2 separate regions of the Homo sapiens genome follow, and region 1 is linked to region 2. Evidence: read pairs that join two places in POLR2A ChIA-PET (ENCODE). Cell type or tissue: MCF 10A. All regions are shown on one strand. Links, peaks and the distances in the headings refer to the core of each region. The heading gives the core; the rest is flanking DNA. Region 1 overlaps C1GALT1 (core 1 synthase, glycoprotein-N-acetylgalactosamine 3-beta-galactosyltransferase 1). Region 2 overlaps LOC107986764 (a long non-coding RNA gene).

The links. ChIA-PET counts read pairs that join two places held together with the same protein. Peaks named below come from ENCODE experiments on the same cell type or tissue, not always from the same donor. Only the 100,000 strongest peaks of a DNase experiment are listed, where the experiment ranks them.
Region 1: POLR2A ChIA-PET joins it to region 2 with 6 read pairs; 5 of 35 experiments call an interaction of 5 or more read pairs at or near these places.

What each region holds. Positions count from the first base shown.
Region 1 is chr7:7,186,559-7,191,948 of GRCh38, reverse strand. All of the region lies in intron 1 of C1GALT1 (core 1 synthase, glycoprotein-N-acetylgalactosamine 3-beta-galactosyltransferase 1), which reads right to left. Among named protein-coding and RNA genes, the nearest start is that of C1GALT1, 6.7 kb to the right of the region's middle. In MCF 10A, for the core only: no CTCF peak of the experiment used is centred there; no DNase peak of the experiment used is centred there.
Region 2 is chr7:7,326,445-7,331,834 of GRCh38, reverse strand. All of the region lies in intron 1 of LOC107986764 (a long non-coding RNA gene), which reads right to left. Among named protein-coding and RNA genes, the nearest start is that of LINC03016, 74 kb to the right of the region's middle. In MCF 10A, for the core only: no CTCF peak of the experiment used is centred there; a DNase peak (open chromatin) is centred at 2,314.

The sequences.
Region 1 (5,390 bases), core at 131-5,130, 140 kb after region 2:
CAGAAGACCCTATCAACAGTAAAAGGCAAGCCACAGAATGGGTGAAAATACAGGCAAATCGTATTATCTGATAAGAGATTAGTATCCAAAATATATAGAAAATTCCTAAAACTCAAACAAAAAAAATCAACCTGATTCAACAATGTGCAAAAGACTCAAATACACATTTCTCCTAAGATACACAAATGGCCAATAAACAGATGAAAAGATACTCAACATCTCTAATCATTAGCAAAACAAATCAAGACTACAATGAGATGCTACCTTATACCCATAACAATGGTTACCATCAAAATTCAGAAAATTGTTAAGTGTTGAAGAGAATGTGGAGAAACTGGAACCCTTGTATACTATTGGTATGAAAGTAAAATGTTATTTCTGCTATGGAAAACAGTATGAAAATTCCTCAAAAAATTAAAAATAGAATTACCATATGATCCAGCAATTCCACTTCTGGATATATACCCAATGAGAGCAGGGTTTCAAGAAAGTATTTGTACACTCATGGTCATTGCAGCAGTATTCACAAGAGCTAAAATGTGAAGCAAACCACGTGTTCACTGAGGATGAATGAACAAGCAAAATGTATTTACATACAATGGAATAGTATTCAGCCTTGAAAAGTAAGGAAATTCTGATATATGCTACAAAATGAATGAATCTTGAGGACATTTTGCTAAATGAAATAAGCCAATCACAAAAGGACAAATAATGCACAATTCCACCTACATGAAGTACTTTAAAGTAGTGAAAAATCAGAGACAGAGTAGGCTTTTGGTTTCCAGGGCCTGTGGAAAGGTGAGAATGGAGAGCTATCGTTTAAACGGATATAGAGCTTCAGTTTTACAAAATAAAGAGTTCTGGAGATAAACAGCGGTGATGGTTGCACAACAATATAAATGTAGTTAATACCACTGATCTATAAACTTAAAAATGATTATGATGGTAAACTTTGTATGTATTTTACCAAAATTTTAAAAAGTTTGGAAAAAAAAAGGTATCAATGATAATGATGTTGATTTCCTCCGAATTAACCTGTATGTAAAGTAATCCCAGCTAAAACACAGGAAGATTTTAAAAAATTATATAACTTGGCAAAAAGTATTCTAAAACTTTGGACCAATAAACATGTGGGTGTAACTGGGAAATTCTGGAAAGGGGCATTGTGGGAAGGGGTGTACTAATCTGATCTGATCAATTTTAAGTTATAAAAAAGATTTTAAAAAATTAATGTGGCAAAAATTATTCTAAATGTTATCTGGAAAAATAGGTGAGTATCACTGGAAAACTCTTGAAAGGGGAACTGGGGAAGGGGAAGAGACAAAGTTTACTACATATAAAAATATATTACCTTAAAAAAGGTAATGAAAACAATTTGGTATTTATGCTGAACAAACTCTCAGTCTGTTTAAAAAAATGCATTTGTTAATACTAAAGACAATGTGCTGAGAAACTGTTCTCTACATCAGACTGTCAGAAACTATGTTATTTGAAATTTTATAAAGTGAGAATGGAACATCCCACTCTCGCACTGATGGTAGATCATTATGAAACAGAAGCAACCTCACTTTGCAACTCAGAGCTTCAGATAAGGGGTTTCCAGACACAACATTCCACATGTATCGCGATTTTGTAGTCTCCAGGGAATCAGAATCCTGAGTCAGCTTCTCAGCCCAGGCCTGATGTTTATTAACCCTTGACACACAGTCTTGCCGTGCTTTAAGCTTATCAAATATTGTTGCGTTTAAACTTTATCCAAACTCCACCATTCTCCAAAATCCTATAATAACCCTGGTTCCTTCTTTAGAAATGCTGACATTTCCTCTGCTGTGCAAGTCTCCTTCACTGCAGCAAGCTAATTAACCTTTGTCAGCCTACAGATGTGTCCCTGGTGGTCTCTACCAGATGAATCTTATAAAGGGACTTCATCAGGTTGAAATAAAGACTCTATGGAAAACAAAAATTCATGTGGAAATTTAATACATAATAAACAGCATTTCAAATCAAGAAAAAGGTGGCTTATTGAAGAAATGGTATTGAATTAATTAATCTTTTGGGGAAAAAAAAACAAAACCAGCTGGATCCTTACTTTCTAGTAACAATTTCAAATGTTTCTAAGATTTCAGTATTTTAGAAAATGGAATTAAAACAAAACTGGAAGAAAATATATTTTTGCATTTTGATATTACGAATTGAGATCTCTCCCACACTCAGAAGCTGTGACTATTAAAACACTATGAGTTTATTCATTGGATAAACTTCTGGCAATGAAGTCGCTGGTTAAAGGGCATATTTCTTTATGAAATATATTTTTTTAATGTACAGCAAAAAGAACCAAAAAGTATCATAAATAATAAAAAAGATAGTTAACCAAATACAAAAACAGATAAAGAAAATAAAAGATTCACAGTAAAAAATGGTCAACGATGTTCAAATTTCACTCACAAAGGTAAATCAAATGAAGAGATATTATTTTTAACCTAACATATTGGCAAAACTTTTAAAGTTTATTAACAGCTGTTATTGACACAGATACAAGAAAACTGGTAGTCCTGTATTCTTTCTCATAATACATACTTTTACTGTCTTTTGGAAGGGCATTTCACAACATCTTTTTAAATTTTTAACTAATTATGCCTTGATATATCACTTCATGATCAGAAACTTATTTTACAGATATAATCATAGAAGTCAGCCAAGATGCTCGACAGCCATAACCATAAGACGTCTGTCTGTTGATGAGGAACCAGTTTTTTAAAAAAAAGATAGAGCCATAGCATAGAATAGTAGTAGCTGTTAAAAACAATGATCTACATGTGCTGATAGGGAAAATCTTTGTGCTTTTGACAAAGGTTACTTTTTATTGTTAATAAGGTATACTGGGTATTTTTTTAAACATCAGAAAATGTAAAGAAAACAAAAGGAACAAACCTAAACAAATGAAAGAAAATCATAGACAGAAAAGAGTAAATTTTCTTTACCATCTCTACCACTATCTCTCCCCAAAAGTAACTGCTTTCGTATCGTTGGGTAATGCCTATATCATCACATATGTATGTTCAGCTTTTAATTTACATCAGAGATCATGCTTATCGGTTAGTCTGCACTTTAATTTACCCCTTCACTTATTTTATCCATAACACAATGTCATTCATTTTAACAACTGTATAAGATAAAAGGTTTATTTTTTAAGACAATGTACCGAAATATTTTCTAGTATGATTTCACTTGGCTTTTTAAATGTTTCTGTATATATTTTAAAATCTGTTAAGATATATATACATATGATATTTAACAAGAGCTATCTCTGGGAACTAGCACTGGGTGGCATGAGCAAGGAAGGACAAATTTTTTTTTATTTTATAACCTTTTGATGTTTTAATTTTGCATCGGGTACACACATTACTTTTCTGATAAAAATTAAATAAAGGGAGGCAATTTTTATCTACAGAGTGAAATAATATGATAAAAATTAAAGTCCACTAATTTCTCCACACTTGTCAAACAAAATGATCTCTTGATCCTTTCAGACTTCTCCAAGTTTCAGATTCACATACACAAATGCCTGCTAAATACTTCCACCTGGACCATAGGCATCTCTAATTCAACACCTCCAAAGTGACTCATTACTTTCCTCTGCTCATTTTACCTTAATTACTGGTAATTACCTAAATTATTCACCAATGGGTTCCTATTTCACTCAGAGCCACAGGATTATCTAAACTACAAAGTACACAGATATTCTTAATGCTTCCCTTATCTTCACCCCAAATCCAATTACCAAGTCTTGCCAACATTACTTCCTAAATATTATTCTAATCCATTGTCTCCTCTCCATTTCTAGTATTTATCCTATTTCAGACTCTCCTCTCTCCCCACAGGCTATTACAATATCTAACCTCTCTGACTCAAGTGCTATCCCTCTTTAACTCATACCCCGTCACCAGAATGAGCTCTCTAAAATGAAAAGCTGACCATGTCACCCCATGAATCCTTTCACGGAACTCCACTGCCTACAAGACAAAAACTAAACATTTTTTATTAACATGATATATAAATAAAGGCTATGACCTAGAGCCTGTCCAGGTTTCCAGCCTCGTCTTTTGCTATTCTGTGCCTTATAATTTATGTCTGCTTCAGCAATCCTGAACTGTCTACAGTTACTGAAAGGTTCCCAATATGGTCAGCTCCTCTTCCTACTGTCTTCTCTGACTACAACACTTGCTTCCCACCAACCTCTGTAAATCCCATTAAACTAAGGTTTCTTAACCTTGGCGCTACTGACATTAAGAGCTGGATAACTCTCTGTTGTGGAAGCCGTCCGGTCCTCTGTAGGATATTTAGCCAGCATCCCTGGCCTTTACTCACTAGATGCCAGTAGTATTCCCCCTAGTTGTGACAAACAAAAATGTCTGTAGACATTGCTAAATGTTTCCAGGTAACAACCTCTCCACTAATTTGTTAAAACTGTTTCTCACATTTACATAAAAGATCTCCCCTGTCTCTACTAAAAATACAAAAAAAAAAAGAAATTAGCTGGGCATGGTGGCAGGTGCCTGTAGTCCCAGCTACTGGGGAGGCTGAGGCAGGAGAATGGCGTGAACCCAGGAGGCAGAGCTTGCAGTGAGCTGAGATCGCGCCACTGCACTCCAGCCTGGGCGACAGAGTGAGACTCCGTCTCAAAAAAAAAAAAATCTCAGGAAGAATAGAGATAAGACTACTTTTAACACTAATTGCCTTTGAGGAGGACAACTGGGTAACTGGAGTGGGATGAAAAAAACTTACTTTTCAAACCATTTACTGTGCGTTTTTAGTCTTGTACCTCTTCTGACTTCTCCACTGCTATCACCCTGGTCTGAGCAACCTCTCTGTCTTTTAACTACTCCAACAACATTCTAACCAACTTTCCCCTTCCTTTAGCCTTTGCTTCTTTGGCCCATTTTTACCAATAGCCACAATGATCCTTTTAAAACTGAAATCAGATCACATCACTCATTTGCTCAAAACCCTCCCGTCTTCCTAATCTTAGAGAGCCAAAACCTTACAAGGATCTACCCACAATCTGCATCCTACTCCACCCCTTTCTTTCTGATCTCTTCTCCCCAGTATTTGGTGTTTTTGTAGGTCAAAAATGAACAAACAGCAGCAATTTCATAGATTGAACCTAATACTAACTGCTTGTCATTCCTCAAACGTGCCAGGGTCTTCACACTTAACTGTTCTCTGCTAAGAACACGCACCCAGGTGCTCATATGGCTCACTCTCCAACTCCTTCAGGTCTTTACTTTTCAGGAGTCTTCACTGGCCACCCTATGCTTACCCACAGCACCTATTAATATCAAATATTATTTTACTTATTCATCTTGTTTACTGTCTCTTTTCCATCTTGA
Region 2 (5,390 bases), core at 140-5,139:
ATTTGTTATCTTGGGATTATGGATGAAAAATACACAGAAAGTAAGCAACTTGCCCAAGGGATTACTGTTCAGTTAATCTCAGATTAGGACGCATGGCTTGTTTCTCCACTCAGATGCTTGTGTTGCCTAACCGGTTGTCAGGAACCTGTGGTCACAGGCATAGTTTTGGGAGGCAATTTATACCTCCAGCAAAAACAGATCCTCTTAAAAGACGTATTTGCTTCCCTCCCCTGCCTCTCACCTCCTTCTAATTCTGTTTTTTCCCATATCAATTTTTCCTACTTCATCTTTCTCTAATTCTTATGATTTAAATCTACATATACATGATACCACCTGCAGCATTTCCTTCTGGCCTAATGAAATGCTGCCTCCTGCATCAACATCAAGCAGCATTTTGGACACAAGTTGATTCCGGACCACTGAGAAGCACTTGTGCAGCAACTCAATCCTATTAACTATGGCTTTGCAAAATTATGTTGATTCAAGAGATAATTCACAATTCTCAAATATCTGTAAAACTAACTGGTTTTCAGTTTACTTTAAAACTGCACATGGTGGCACCCATCCTGTTCTGGCAGAGGAGGATGGGGCATACCAGGTCACAGCCCCATCTGGTGTCCAGATTCATCCCTGCTGTGGACAGAGACATCAGGCTGTCACAGACTGACGCCAGTGGACACTTCCATCACCCCACCAGGACCCCTTGCTCAGATTAAAGACTCCGGAAGCATCCTTCTGATTATGATTCCCATGAGATGTGCCTATGGGGAGAGATGGATCTGATCCTATATTTCTTATTTGCCTACTGAAGAATAGGAGGGACTGCAATTCCTTAATTTGAGTGATTTTTCAAATACTTGAGCCAATGTAATTGCTCTCAGGAGCTGGGAGGATAAAACATAAGAAAAGAAACACAAAATTTGCCCCAGACTGATGGTTAATATGCAGAAGTCATTTAAGTGGAATGAAACATTTAATTTCAGAATATATTGAAAATGTGAGGATCATTTTAAAAAGCAGGAGAATAAGTCTTATGCCAAATGTTTTTCTTCTACTTTCAGAATCTCAGGATTTTTTGTAGCTTTATTAAATGGTATATGCCTGGGCTTTGCTGCTTAATTATTCCATTTTCTCTGGAACTCTCACTCTGAACCATTCTAGGATCTAATGGCGCACTGGAATTTTAAGCATGTGAAGTGGATAATCGAGAAACTTAGTTCTGTTTCCTTCCTCCAATATTTCAGAGAGGAATTACAGACATATCTGGCACAGAGATAGGTTAGATAAGATGGTCATAGAGTCACTTGAAGGGAAACAAACTTGCCAAACAGGTGGAGAAAACAAACCGCTTGAGAGTGCAGAAACGGCATCTGCAGCTTTGGTTAGGACATCCTGCAGCAGACAGGACGAAGAGCAGAAGGGAAAATCCCCAAATTATGCACAAGCACAGAAACCCATGATTAGTGTCCTTGACCATGATTAGTGTCCATGACCTGTGCTCATTATAATAGTAAAAAACACACTCCTGGGTAGAGAATTAAGATGCTAATAAGAAGACATGCCATATATGTGATAGCATTGCACATGCACGCCCAGGAGACCACCTGCAACATGCTTAAGCCAACAGCCAGGCTCATTCCCACCCTCTTATGAATAATCACATAAGCTTTCCATAAATGAGATTTCCTAATGTCAGAGGGGACTGTCTTATTCTCAAGGAACCCAGTTTGACCTGGCTTGCAGAGTGTCCTTTCGCTTTGCAATAAATGTCTTTGCCTGCTTTTACTTTGGACTCACTCTCAAATTCTTTCATGTGGGTCAAGAACATGAAGCAGCCCACTGACAGCAGCACCATCTACAACACAGAGCCCTTCACACTTTGGGCAGAATGCAGGATTTCTCCACCTTTGTATCTTGGCCTGAGACAATAAATGGGGCTCATACCTGGGAGCAAAGAAAAAAAGAGAAGTGGCAGGAGGCTTTTGGGTTGGAAGAGGACAGGACCCTCTTAAATCTGGAAGGGGCAAAACCAATAATAACTTTCCTTATTCCATTGATGGTATTGGCTCTCAGTTCTAAAAACAGAAGATGCTATCTGTGGTCTAGAACTGGACATCTTTGAAAATTTCCAGTCTCTATCCACAAGCCCCTCTGCCCCCTCCCTACTACTAATATCAATAAGAAGAAGGAGGGCTTGCCAGACCTCCGTCAAATGCTCAAAATTCCAGGAGGTGTGTTTCTTGGCATGCTGGTTCCTAGAATTCAATTCCTGTTGGCAGTGGTTTCTCAGCAGTGCCTGGGGGACAAAGGCTTAGTGAAAAGTCTGGGCTTGTTTAATACCTTGCTGGCTCTGAGGAGCTAGTGCCAGAGCTGTATAATCACATCCCCATGGTGCTGTGAGAAAAGAGGCTTTGCTTTGGTCTCAGTGACACAGGTCAGCACTCTTGTCCACTCCATCCTCAGACTCAGCTCCATCAACTACAGATGTACCTATAGAGTCTATTTTAAAATCTGGAGTTTAATGAACAAAATGCTAGAAGAGAAATGTAAAGTTTTAAGCAGACATAAAGAGAAGTTGCCATTGAGGTAAATTTCATCTCCTTGGGCAACACATGTTACTGAGAGACTAAACTAATTCAGCTGAGTGTATACGGGGGCGACGGGGTTGAGATGATGAGTTTGTTTATAAACCTTTATGGTCACATGCCCTTAGACTCAGCTCCTGGGGAAATCATACTTCTAACCATTGTACAATGAGGGTATGTGCAGCCCAAACAGGGCTTGTGTATGCAAGCACCACCTATATGCTAATAAGCTTATTAAATTTTACTTCCTCTACTGTTCTATCAAACACCTGAGCAGAAACCCCACACCACTGCAATCATTTGCACATTCTTCTCCCACTACAGGCTTTTTGAGGGTTGGAACCCATGTCTCTTCTTTGTCTCCTAAGCACCAATGTATAATACTTATGGAGAAAATGAACAAAATCTGAAGTAGGAGTTGGTGGAAGGAGGCAGTGAAAGACCATAGAAAGTTTTTTTCTTTCTGTAATTAGAAAATCATGGCCAGGTGCAGTGGCTCACGCCTATAATCCTAGCACTTTGGGAGGATTACTTGACCTCTGGAGTTTGAGACGAGCCGGGGCAAGATGGTGAGACCTTGTCTTTATAAAAAAAAAAATTCTTTTAAGTTAGCTGGGCATGAGGGCACACTCCTACAGTCCCAACTACTTGGGAGGCTGAGGTGGGAGGATCCTTTGCACTCGGGAGTTTAAGGCAGCAGTGAGCTATGATCACATCACTGCACTCTAGCCTGGGTGACCAAGTGAGACCCTGTCTTATGAAAGAGAGAAAAAAACAGAAAAAGGAAAAAAAAAAAAGAATTATCAGCATTGGCGAACTGTTTGTTATTTGGAGAATATTTTAAATAGTGAAAGAAATCAGAGAACTTTCAAAAGATAACTGGAATGATGAAAATGTCCCATTTTGATATGTGTGATGGTTAATTCCTTGTGTCAACTTGCCCAGATTTCAGTGCCCAGATGTTTGGTCAAACGTTGGTCTAGATGTTGCTATAAAGATGTTTTTTAGATCTAAGGATATTTCAATCAGCAGACTTTGAGTAAAGCCAATTACCTTTTGTGGTGTGGGTGGGCCTCATCCAAACAATTGAAGGCCTTAAGAGAAACAACTGAAGTCTCCTGAGGAAGACGGAATTCTGCCTCCTATCTTCCTTCCCACTTCAGCTGCAACATCAACTCTTCTCTGGGTCTCCAGCCTGCCAGGCTGCCCTACAAATTTTAGATTTACCAGCTTCCCTTTCCCCCTTCCCTTCCTTCTCTCTCTCCCCCATCTCCCTCCTCCTCTCGAGCCCCCTTTCTCTCCATCCTACTGGTTCTGTTTAGCTGGAGAACTCTAATACAATATGTAACAGTTACCTTTTGAGAACGTAATTGGGGATGGACAATGAATATGTTGCGTGTCAGTGCTGCTCTTGAGCCCTTGAAGTATGAAGACTAAGAACAAGTCCTAAAAGGAAACGTGGGAGGCACCTGGACATTTAATCTCCCTGATGGAGTACACATGAAAATCCTTCTAATGTAATCACTCTGGATCTCATTTTCAGCCACTGACCTTCTTTAAGGGGGAAGATCAAAAATGCACCACCCTTAGTCTACTGACTGATTAGCTGGTAAGGCAAAAGTGGCATTGAATCAGAGAGACATGTCCAAACAAGTAGCAAATCTTTTTTTCCCCTGACAGCCTAGATTCAGTCAATAATTAAATTTGTATTGAATGCTGACTATATTTAGAGTACTGAATTAGCTGTTGTTGAGACTGAAAAAGAAGTAAAAGACATTGAATCCCCAACGAACCTGCAAACTAAAGGAGTCAGTTTAGGATAGATCCACACATAGGTGGCAAATCAATTACAATGTTTCATAAAATCACTGTTGTTAGGGAACGTCAGGTGCTATTTAAATGAATTCTTCTTGTAATCTAAACTCTTCTGTCCAATACTTAAATTTTATTCTAATGTAAACAATATTGGGGATTTTCATGAAGTATGTGTATTCCCTATTATTAAGGAAATCCAAAAAAGTTGCTCTATCAGTTAGGCATCTTTATAACTCCAAGATTGACTTAGTAGAAACATTTAAGAAATAGGGAGTTTTAGATGAATAAGACCTAGACTTTTCCCCTAATGGTTAATATCCTAAATTGTTTAAAGTTTATGTTTCTTACCATAAATCTTAATAGAAGTTTATAGTTTATTAATTGTTACTGAGTCCAAGGCTTTTATTTTACAAATATCAGAACTTAGTTCCTGAAGTTAAAATGATTTGCTCATAGTGATTTTCAGCTAGTCACTTTAGTGAGTTAATCTAACTAGTCACACAGCTAATTATAAAGGAAAGTAACTACCCCAAAACAGTTCTAATTTCAATAAATAGGTTGCTATTGTTTTAACTGCCAAAGTTATTGGTCAGGGTGGCTGGGAATGGGGTAACTGACCAGGTAGGATCCTTCACAAAGAGCCCACTCCCAAGGGCTGGTCAGTTCTGGTTCAGCCTCAGGGTGCTGACCATTCTGTGGTTTGTTAAATCCTCAGAGTCTAATAGTGAAGAAACAATAACTTCCAGCCTTTTTGGTTCCAGTTCATTCCTGGGATACAGGTATCCAGAAAGGTAGATCAGCTATGAGTCAAACCTATGGGTTTGGTTGACTCCAGCCAGCCAAATTACCGAAACAGAAACTCAACTTCTTTTCATATAGGAAATATTTCAGAAATATGCATCAGATAGCAGTAGCTACTCGCAATACTGCGTTTACTTTTGGACTGTTTAACAGGGTGTCCTTTAAAGCAGAGTTGAGATTCAAGAGTTG